Regions from separate parts of the Mus musculus genome. Here region 1 is linked to region 2. A link is a loop called in an ENCODE intact Hi-C map of the cell type or tissue named here. Cell type or tissue: heart. All regions are shown on one strand. Links, peaks and the distances in the headings refer to the core of each region. The heading gives the core; the rest is flanking DNA. Region 1 holds the start of Ctnnbl1 (catenin, beta like 1). Region 2 holds the start of Manbal (mannosidase, beta A, lysosomal-like).

Region 1 (5,375 bases), core at 246-5,245, 370 kb before region 2:
CTTGGAAGTAGGCACAAAATTTAAGTTTAATAATCTATTATCCTTAATCCAGTATATCAAATGTAATCCATATTTAAAAATTAAGACATTTCATCTTTCCACAATAAGGCTGTGAGATGCAGGGTGCACTTTACACATAAGAAAGAACTTGATGCAGATGGGCCCCCCTTTTGACGTGCACTAGCCATGTGCACAACAGCCACCACGTATGCTCACATGTCCGCGGCGGACCCTGCTGCACTCCCTCACAACACGTCCAGCCATCTGAAGTTCTTGTTTACTTCCTTAGTTATTCTCTGGTGACTCCCCCACCATATTTGCCTTTTCACACAAAAGCAAGAGCCTTGTCTCATTTCTTTCCACATCATATGCTCAGTGGACCAAGTGCATTGCACACAGTAGATGGTCAATAAATATCTGTAACCAAAGAATGGGCCCCTTCTGGTAGTGTTGCTCCACATCTGAAACAATGGACTGGACTAGCCAGCCCAGAACTCCCAGACGAGCACTCATCGGTGACCTTCCCACCATCTTTCTTGTTTCATCACCAATTACATATCTTAAAGAGAAAACTATTATGGCCTCGCATCTGTTATCTGTTGCTTATGTATTCTTTCCCTTTTTTTCTTTTAATGTATTCTTTCTCATCAGGCCTGGAGTCTCCATCTACGGGGTCAGTGTTGTATATATTGGCTAAAGGAAATAACTACCAATATTAGTATTTATGGGCTGTTTTAACTGCAACAAACATTGGCCTAACACTGCTTTTTTTTTCTCTTTTCTTTTTTCTTTTCTTTTGGTTTGGTTTGGTTTCTGAACACGATTTCTCTGTGAGACCCTGGCTGTCCTGGAACTCACTCTGTAGACGAGGCTGGCCTCAAACTCAGAAATCCGCCTGCCTCTGCCTCCTCCCAAATGCTGGGACTAAAGGTGTGAATCACCAACCACCAGACATAGCTAGGCTTTTTGTTGTTCTTTCATTTTGGTTTGCTTTTATTTTTTGGTTTTTCAAGACAGAGTCTCTCTGTGTAGCCTTGGCTGTCCTCTGTAGACCAGGCTGGCCTCGGACTCAATGAGATACACCTGCCTCTGCCTCCCAAGTGCTGGGATTAAAGGCGCCAGCTTCTTAACAGACTCTTACCAGAAGAAGAACTTTCTTCACAACCGACCATAAGGTCGGTACCATGAGGTATCTGTTCAAGATTACAACAACTAGTTAGTAAGGCAAAAGGCATGGAAGGCAACCTGGGGCTCCAAATCCAGGCCTTTTATTTTATTTTATTGTAGTGGTGGTGGGGTGTCTCAGTATGTACCCCTGGCTGGCCTGGAACTCAGTGACCCACTGGCCGCTGCCTCCCTCCCAACTTTCAGGCACTGAGATTCAAGGCAGCCATGGCTAACAGCTCAGGTTCACAGGTTCTTACCGCCTACTCTGGCCTGCAGAGATATCACTTTTTTGTTGTTGTTGGTTTTGGGGGTTTTTTGAGTTTTTTTTTTTTTTTTTTTTTAGAGACAGGGTTTCTCTGTATAGCCCTAGCTGTCCTGGAACTCACTCTGTAGACCAGGCTGGCCTCAAACTCAGAAATCCATCTGCCTCTGCCTCCCAAGTGCTGGGATTAAAGGCACGAGCCACCACGCCCGGCCTAGAGCTATCACTTTTAAACTCAAGTTCACAGGTTCTCACTGCCTACTCTTGACTGCAAAGCTATCACTTTTAAAACATCACACCTTGAACAAAATGCAAGTGGATAAGGTTGGCTTACCCACTTTTTATTTCATCCATCACCCAAAGTCTGCTCCATCATATTATGGCCTCATACATATTCAATCAATATGATCAAGGATCTGTGATCAATATAAAAATACTACCTTTTTCATACTAAGTCTTTAAAATGAAGTGTGATTTACAATTACAGTACTTCCTAATTCAGAATAATTACAGTTTATGGGTCCCAACGCCTATTGCAGCTAATGAAAACAAAGATGGACACAAGAAGCCTCGTTAGGCAGTCAAAAGAGGGACAAAACTCTGAGTTGGGAGTCTGGACACTTGAGCTTTGTAACTGTTGAGTGACCTCAAGAGAGTCCTTTCTTCTCTCTGGGTCACCCGTTCCTCACAAGCACCCTGAGCAAGGAGGTCGAGAGGTCTCTTACCGACCCATTCCAAGCTCCGTCTTCCAAACAGCTTAACAATAGCAGGGAACGTGGGCACAGGTTTCTGCACTTTCAAATGACCTTTCACATACATCCATCCACTTTATAGATTTTAAAAGAAGAATTGAGACTCCGTGACGGGAGAAAGACTTCTCCAAAGCTACACTGACACTTGGTAAAGAAACTGAGGCTCAACACCGGGGGGGGGGGGGGGGCGGGGGTCTTCACAACTGTCTCCCCAAGCCCTGTGAATTGGTAGAAACGAGACGGAAGAGGAGCTGAGGGCTACCGGGTGGGGAACAGAAATCACAAGGCTCAGGTCTGGAGAAGGAAGGGGTCGAAAGGGTCCAGAGGGCTTAGGGGAGTGAAGTGCAATGACAGGATGCAAGCCCGGGTGACATGAGAAGTGAGGGCCAGGGACCGAGGGGAGGCAAGATGACGGGACTCTGTCCCTGCTACCCGAGCGAGGATGAGGAGCCCTCCGGCCTCGCCAACTGCTCTTACCTGGTAGCTTAAAAGTTCGCCCACGTCCATGGTTCCGGACCCAATCAGCACAGGGTACCCTGGTTGCCTCCACTCAACTCCCGAACCACGGGCCGCTCAGAGGCTTTTCCTGACACACTGCCGTAAAGCGCCAGGCCCCAGAACCAATAGAGTAAAAGAGCGCGTGGCCGGTGAGCCCGCCACACTGCCGTAAAAGGACGCGCTGCCGTAAAGCGCGCCGCGTTTTGACAATTCTGCTTCCGCCTGTAACCTGAAGGGGCGGGGAAAGGGGCGGATACTTAGGGGATGAACCTAAAAGCGAGGCCGTTATCCAAGAGTAGAGCAGAGTGCTTGGCATTTCGTGGGTAACCTTAAAGAGCTTCCAGAGACTGGCACTTTTGTTCTTTCATTCTCATTTCACAGATAATTGAAGTTGGCCTGTTGGTGGTGTTGAATGCCTTTAATCCCAGCACTGGGGAAGCAGAGGCAGGCAGAGCTCCGCAGGCATATGTTTTGAGTTCGAGGACAGCCTCGTCTACAGAAACGAGTTCCAGGACAGCTAGGGCTACAGGGAGAGAAGAGGGAGGGAAAGAGGGAGAGGAAGGAGCTGAGGTTTGAAATTATGCGCCCCATAGTTAGTCACATGTGGCTCTGGGGCACTTGAAGTGTGCCTAGTCCTAATAAAGATGTTAAGTGTTAATCAAATGCACAGTGGATTTTTCGTACTTGAACTGGTTCCTTTTTTTTTTTTCACTTACTGGGTAAAGGAAGATATATTATGAAATGAATTTGACTTTCCTCTCATTTGTTAAGCGTACTTAGTAGATATACTGAAATTGTATATGTGGATTTCATTTTGGGGTTCCCATTATGCTTCCCCTGGGCTTACAAAATGGCTTCCGGCCATAGGTGGCTGAGAAACCATTGATATCATGTTTGTTTTTTTCCCCCAGGCTTCTTTGTATTCACTAACACAAGACCCAGTGGCAACTGGAAGATCTCCTGTCTACCCAAGCTGTATTAAAGGGTCTGGGGGTCTGGAGACATGGCTCAGCGCTTAGAACCATTTACTGCTCTCTAGACGTCTACTTCCGTTCCCAGCACCCATGCTGGACAGCTCACAATTGCCTGTAACTCCAGTTCTGGGGGATCTGGTGCTCTCTTCTGGTCTCTGTGCAGACCCACAAGCACACGCATACACACATTTATATATATATAAAGGTTGGTTCCTGGGGAAGGAATTTGCCCATTATTGAGAGATAGTCAAGGCGTTCCTCTTCTGGGATTACAACAGACACCATCCAGAAACCCCATTCAACTACCTCCAACTACACATAAGAAAATTGTTATTCCTCAAACTGCCACAACCTCTCCTCATTATTCTCTCTGTTAGCACTTCCTCTACTGTTCACAGACTCAATCTGTCATTTTGTACTTGATGGTTGACATTTTATGTTTTGACAGCCTCATTAATTGGACTCCAAACTCTCTAAAAGTTGGGATTGAGTTTGTCAACCTCACCCTCGAATCTTCAAAGCCCAGAACAACGCATGACAGAGAAGGTTTCACCGTGGGCTTTGTGAGTGTTGTTAAGGAGAGTGGATTTTATGTTATCTACTTTGGGAAGTTGTTGAGATCGTCAAAACAGGGATGCTTTCTGATTGGGTTTTTGTTTTTAAAGAGTAGCCAATGTAAACTGCTTTTTACAGAGTTCATTTGCATGTCCTTCCCCTCCCTTTCAATTAAGTGTAGATTGTGACCTCCAGAGAGGCAGGACAGAATAAAGGTAACCATGAACAGAACTATTTTCTAGTTTGTGCCTTGCCTCAGTCAGCTTCAATAGGCAGATTTGCAAAAGCCCAGTCTGGAGGTTTGAATAAAAATGGCCCCCATGGGCCCATAGGGAGTGGCACTATTAGGAGGTGTGGCCTTGTTAGAGGAGGTGTGGCTTTGTTGGAAAGGTGTGTCACTAGGGAGTAGGTTTTGAGGTTTCAGAAGCTCAAGCCTGGCTATTGTATCACTGTCTCTCCCTGCTAGCTACAGATCGAGATATAGAACTCTCAGCTCCTTCTCCAGCACCATGTCTGTCTGCACAATGCCATGTTTCCCACCATAACCATAATGGACTAAACCTCTGAACTGTAAGCCAGCCCCAAAGAAACCTTTGTATAAGAGTTGCCATGGTCATAGTATCTCTTCACAACAATAAAACCCTGACTAAGGTAGGTGCCAGGGACTGGGGTATTGCTGTGATAAGCCTGACCATGCTTTGGTTTGGAGGAGTGCAGACTTTGGGATTTTGGATTAGAAAAGCAGTTGAATGCTTTAAGTGGGGCTTAATGGGCCATCTTAGTAGGAACATGGAAGATAGTGGTACCTGGAGTGATTTGAACCTATGGGGACCTGCCTCAAGAGGTTTCAATGGAGAAGAATGTTAGTGTGTGGCCTAGAGACTGTTCAAGGAGAAATGGGACAGCAAGAAGTAGAGTGGAGCTAAATCCTCTATTCAAGGAGATAATTTTTTTTTAATCTTGATGTTAAATGGAATGAAGGGAGCAGTGGCTTCATAGCAAGATCCCACCCAGCTAAGCTGCCAATTTATGAAAATGAGTTAAAGAAAAGGTCAGGGCCAGGTGTGATGGTGCACCCCTTTAATCCTAGCACTCCAGAAGCAGGGGCATACGGATCTCTCAGTAGGAGGCACATGCTTCTGGAGATTCCGCTGTCTCCAGCTCCCA
Region 2 (5,375 bases), core at 238-5,237:
GGAAGGAGGACCAGTGTGGATCAATGACAGGCAGGACCTCATCCTGCCAGACCTGCTTAGCTATGCATACCTCCACCTCTATTCAAGCCTAAACTCCATGACAGAATCTTGGGGAGGGACTTGGAAGCCAGAGGATCCTATTATTTGTTCCTTTTTCCAATGCGGGCACACCGAATACATCTCTTTTCTGATCTTCACTGCTAGTTATCTCATTAACTAAAATATTAGCAATCAGTAGCCAAATCTAGCTCGTTGGCACTGTCAGAGCCAAGTCTTTTACCCTAAAAACTTCAGTTAATAAAACCTTTCAAGAAGACGCTGCAGTTGCTTGGGACAGAATACAGTTTCTATCCCAACACTAGGGAGACAGACAGATCTCTTTGAGTTCTAAACCAGTCTGGTCTGTATGCTGAATTCCAGGCCAGCCAAAACTGAAACCCTGTCTAAAAATAAAGAAATATTTTAATGGCATATTAATCTGAAGTTATTAATTCTATCAATAATGATTGCAGGGAATATGGTCCTTAAGGGATCACATGGGTGGCTTTAATGCTCTGTTCCATCCCAGTATCATAGTTAATAATGGTGTCCTTTGGGGCACATAGAATTTGAAACACACTGGCAACATTTGATGACGTCCACACTGCTGGCGCTGCATCATCACATGCCTTCCAATTCCCCACTTGCTGGCACTTCAAAACTGCCTTCATGTGTTCTTCTGCTGGGACTATAGCAGAGACCTCCACACTGGCAGTGACGTCCGCTATGGAGATTTTGGTTTCAGAACGAATCCATCCCTAACCTGTGTGACCATCCCTTATTCCCAGGAAGTGGCTTTGTGCTCTTGTTTCAGGGGAGGCCTGGCTGAAGCCTTCACATAGCGTAAGGCAGTCTTTGTCCGTTTCTACTCACAAATTCGATGCCATCTCTATCCTAACTAAGTAAACATTTACTACACACTATGGCTGTAACCTTGGCAATGTGAGGTTCAAAAACAAAACTACCACTTATTGATGTTTCAGCAAAGTTCCCATGGAGCCCTCAAATTTGCTATGCAGCCCAGAACAGTATAGGCATGCTCTGCCCCACCCCCAGACTTAGGATGCAAGGGATAAAAACCAAGGCTTTTACACGCTGGGTAAGCCCTCTTCCAACTCAGCCATATCACCAGCTCTGATTTTTAATTTTGATTTTTTTTTTTTCGAGACAGGGTTTCTCTGTGTAGCTTTGGTTGACTTGGAACTTATTCTGTAGACCAGGCTAGCCTCCAACCCACAGAGCTCCTCCAGGATGGCCAGGGCTGCACAGAGAAACCCTGTCTTGGAAAAACAACAAAAATTTTGTTCTCACCAAATAGCTTAGCAACTTTAGCCTAAGAATCTTCCTTTAAAAAAAAAAAAAAGGCTGTTTAAAATAGCACCTTTTTCAGCAAACCCCAAAGGCTATCATTACTACTCTTGTGCTGATATGAGGGTTACACAGGCAGCTGTCCTACGTGACTAATGAGGGGGTAGCGTATACAGAGGGATACGCCAAGCAAGACGATGACCTACGTGTAAAGCAGGAAGAGGTAAAACTTCATCGTGCTACTATCTTAGGGCCGGGAAGAACAGTTCTGGGGTCTGAACATGGGACTCAAGCACGCTGGGTGAGTCTCCACTACTGAGCTACTCAAAACACACAAATTCAAAGCCATGCGCGGTTTGTTTCTGGAGTCTTCCACTTTCTATTTCCAGGTGTCAGGTCACTGGAACCGCAGACACCGGGGAGGCTATCGCATTCCCCATCCCTTTCTCTGGCAGTTTTCTCTCAAGCACACACTGCAACTAAGCACTGATACGCTCCCGGCCTTCGCATCCTCCGCACAGGCCCAAGGGAGCCTTCTGCGGGGAAGGAAAGTGACCGGGAGAGGAAGATCGAGATGCCCGAGGTAACACAGCCATCCAGGGCACACCCGACAAGCCAAGCCCCGGCTGGTCCCGGCGCAGGGCAGGCTGGGCCCTGGCCCTGCACAACCCTCGCGAGGGCCCCAGTCTCCTCGGAACGCAGACTGCCTTTACAGATAACTGCCCTCCGCAACCCCGGAAGCCGCTGTAACCCGCAACGCCGCCCCGATCCCGCCCGCCGGGAAGCCTCGGCCGGGTTATCCGAGCCTCAATACTTACCTCCCGGAACGCCGCGCCGCCGCACCGGAAGTGATCCCTCGTGACCCGGAAGCGATGTGCTGGGAGCAGCAGCAGATTCCGCTCAGCGGGTTTTACCAGGTCCACCGCTTCCTCGCCGTCTTCCTCCTGCTCTCCCCTAATTAGACACCGAAGGTTGAAGCTTTAATGAATTTTTTATTTGATTTGAGACAGGGTCTCAACAGTGTAGCTCTGACTGGCCTCGAACTGGGGGCAATTCTCCTGATTACAGCCGGTCTCCCCCCAGTTTAGAACTCAGTTCTAAGTCTGAGCCAGAAATCTACAATATAAGGGGTAGGACAAACATTACCATGCTATAATTCAGACAAAAACAAATCACCATAATAAATTAAAAAGAGACCAGTGAACATCTCTGCTTCCATGGAGTTTATAGTCAGTAAGTCACATAATAGATAGGGAATCCTTAATGCGATAAATGTTTGGAAGGCAAAAATCAGCATTGAAATAAGTGCGGCAGACCAGTTAGGAATGGAGTTTAATGGGCAGTGATGTGATTGGTGCCTGATAGTCAAGCCTTCACAGTCTCCCACGCTGACCAATGTGACCCATAGAATTTTGGGGAAATACTGAGCTTGAGTTCCGAGATTAAGACAGAAAAACATTGTGACTTCCTCTTTCCTCGCTCTTGATCATTCCTGGGAAGTCCCGCAGAGTGAGATTCACGTGGGCAGTTATCAAGCCTCCAGCCAACGAACTCAGCTTGGCAGCCAGATAAACTATCTCTAGGTCAGCTGATGTGGCCCTGACCCCTAAATCCTTTAATTATGTGTGCCACGGGTGGGTATTGGTGTGGGTACGGGTGTGGCATATGCACTCACATGCATGTACCTATGGCTGCTGAGGCCAGAGTATATCACGTGTCTTGCTCTATTATAGTCCACCTTATTCCCTTGAGATAGGGAAAGCCGCAGGGATCCCGTATCCATCCTCTCCTCTCCTCTGCCTTGGACTGGCGTTAAAGATGTATGAGTGACCATGCCTGGCTTTTTACTTTGGGTCTTTGAGACCTTCATGTTTAGTCAATAAGCACTCTCACTCACTGAGCCATGCCCAGCCTCAAAATCAATTGTGTAGATGGATTTTGGGTTGTTTGGTTTTTTGTTTTTGTTTTTTCCTTTTTCTTTTCTACTTCTGAGGCAGAATCCTCAAGCGTGCTGCTCCAAACTCCTGCTGCTGTGAGGTCCTCCCAATGGTAGACATAGACGGTCATCGACAACCCAAGCCAAAACAAACTTGCAAAGTTTCTTCTATCGGAGCCTAACAGCAACAAACGAGTAACTAGGGACTGGAGAGAGGCTCAGTGGTTAAGTGTGTCTGCTGCTCTTCCAAAAGAACCTGGGCTTGGTTCCTAGCACCCACATAATGGCACAAAATCCTTTATAACACCAATGTCAGGAAACCAGAAGCTTTCTTCTGGTCTCTGTGTACCAAGCACACATGTGATACAAATACATACATGCAGACAAAACATTATATATATTATATATGTTATGTTATATTATATATACATACACACACACACACACACACACACACACACACACACATATATATGGTCTGGAGAGAACAAATATTTAATACAGGACTTGCCCTAAAAGTGCCCAATATGTATGGATAGATAAAGACAGTCATTTTTGCTTGAGCGTTTTTTATTTTTGAGACAGGGTCTCACAGTGTCATCCTAGCTGGCCTGGAACTCTCTATATAGATATATAGACCAGGTTAGCTTTGAACTCACAGAGATACGTCTACCTCTGTCTCCCTAATGCTGAGATTAAAGGTGTGAGCAACCACACCCAGAAAAAAAAAAGATGTTTTATGAATTCTTTACCCTCTATTCAAAGATATATCAGAACTTAACCTCTACTGTTCCAGAATGTGATTCTATTTGGAGGCAGGATTTTTGTGGGGGAAGGGGTTGCAGTGAACCTTATGGACGGTGTTCAAGAGAATAGGGCTCCCTAAGCCCCTCCCCTTCTTCCACGGGTCTAGGATAGAAACTGTGATGGGTCTTAGTGCTGGGGCTGAGTTGGGACAGGGACTCCTCAGCAGCCTAGGGCCTCTCCCTCTCCTGTGCTTCCTGGGGTTGGTGATCCGGGCCTTTTTACTCTTTGGAGGCCATATAGACCATGAGGTCTGCCACCTTTTGCTGTATTCATTGTCGTGATAGGAAATGAGCTTTACTAAGTTACGGAGTGAGGATTTTCATAAAAGTAAATCAGCTGGACATGGTGGCTCACACCTGAAATCTCTGCACTTGGGAGGCAAAGACCAACAGATTTCTGTGAGTTCGAGGTCAGCAAGGTTTTACAAAGTAAGTTCCAGGACAGCCAGGACACACAGAGAAACCTTGTCAAAAGACACAGAGACAGAGAGAGAGAGAGAGAGAGAGAGAGAGAGATGGATATGGAGGTGCACACTTAATCCCAACACTGGAGGGGCAAAGGCAGAAGGAACTCCAAGTTCCAAGCCAGCCTGGTCTACGTAGCAAGAGCCAGGACTAAATAAAGCAATCCAGTCTCAAACAAACAAAAGAGGGCCAAGGAGATGGTGTATTTAGTCAAGATGCTGCTGCATACGTGCATGTGCCTGGTAGCCTAAGTTTTATCCCCAGAAAACACATAAAAATAAGAGAGAACCTACTCCACTAAGTTGTTCTCTGACCTCCACATGTATGTCATAGCATATGTTTCCCTTCCCACAACATGCAGACATATGTGCGCACACACATACACACACACACACACACACAAATATATATTTTAAGAGAAAAATGAGGTCAATAGGATGAATGCTGAAATCTAATCTAAAAAGAAGTGGATTTGGACACAGATGCACACATGAGGATGTCATGTGGAGATGAAGGCAAACATGGAGGGATGCTCCTATAGGTCAAGAAACACCAAAATTCCACCGTCAAGCCCTGGGAGCCGAGATGGCTGTAGAACAGATTTCGTAAGCCTTCCCGAGTGCCATCAGACTACTTGGTTTCACGCTCCTGGCTGCTGGAACTAATAAATGTCTGCTGCTCAAGTCACCTAGTGTGTGACATGTACGGCCAGCCCTGGCATGTTACTACAGGTAATATGGGAAATACGCTGATACGGGTGATGTAGGTACATGCTAACACATGTACTCTGAAACCCGTTACTATCTGTCTCCAAATGTAAA

Evidence for each region. Hi-C counts contacts between places; a loop is a spot of excess contacts. Peaks named below come from ENCODE experiments on the same cell type or tissue, not always from the same donor. Only the 100,000 strongest peaks of a DNase experiment are listed, where the experiment ranks them.
Region 1: it touches region 2 in a loop (2.5-fold over the local background); 1 of 42 quality-filtered maps calls a loop at or near these places.

Annotation. Positions count from the first base shown.
Region 1 is chr2:157,734,843-157,740,217 of GRCm38, reverse strand. Ctnnbl1 (catenin, beta like 1) reads right to left here and starts at 2,817. Exons shown (of 16, transcript NM_025680.4): 1 at 2,659-2,817. The coding sequence starts at 2,688. In heart, for the core only: a CTCF peak has its summit at 2,898; a DNase peak (open chromatin) is centred at 2,827; H3K4me3 peaks cover 1,427 bases; H3K27ac peaks cover 1,110 bases.
Region 2 is chr2:157,364,431-157,369,805 of GRCm38, reverse strand. It overlaps Manbal (mannosidase, beta A, lysosomal-like), which reads right to left and starts at 2,212. Exons shown (of 3, transcript NM_026968.3): 1 at 2,166-2,212. It overlaps Gm39974 (a long non-coding RNA gene), which reads left to right and starts at 4,625. Exons shown (of 3, transcript XR_866905.1): 1 at 4,625-5,375. In heart, for the core only: no CTCF peak of the experiment used is centred there; DNase peaks (open chromatin) are centred at 2,195 and 2,865; H3K4me3 peaks cover 1,902 bases; H3K27ac peaks cover 1,357 bases.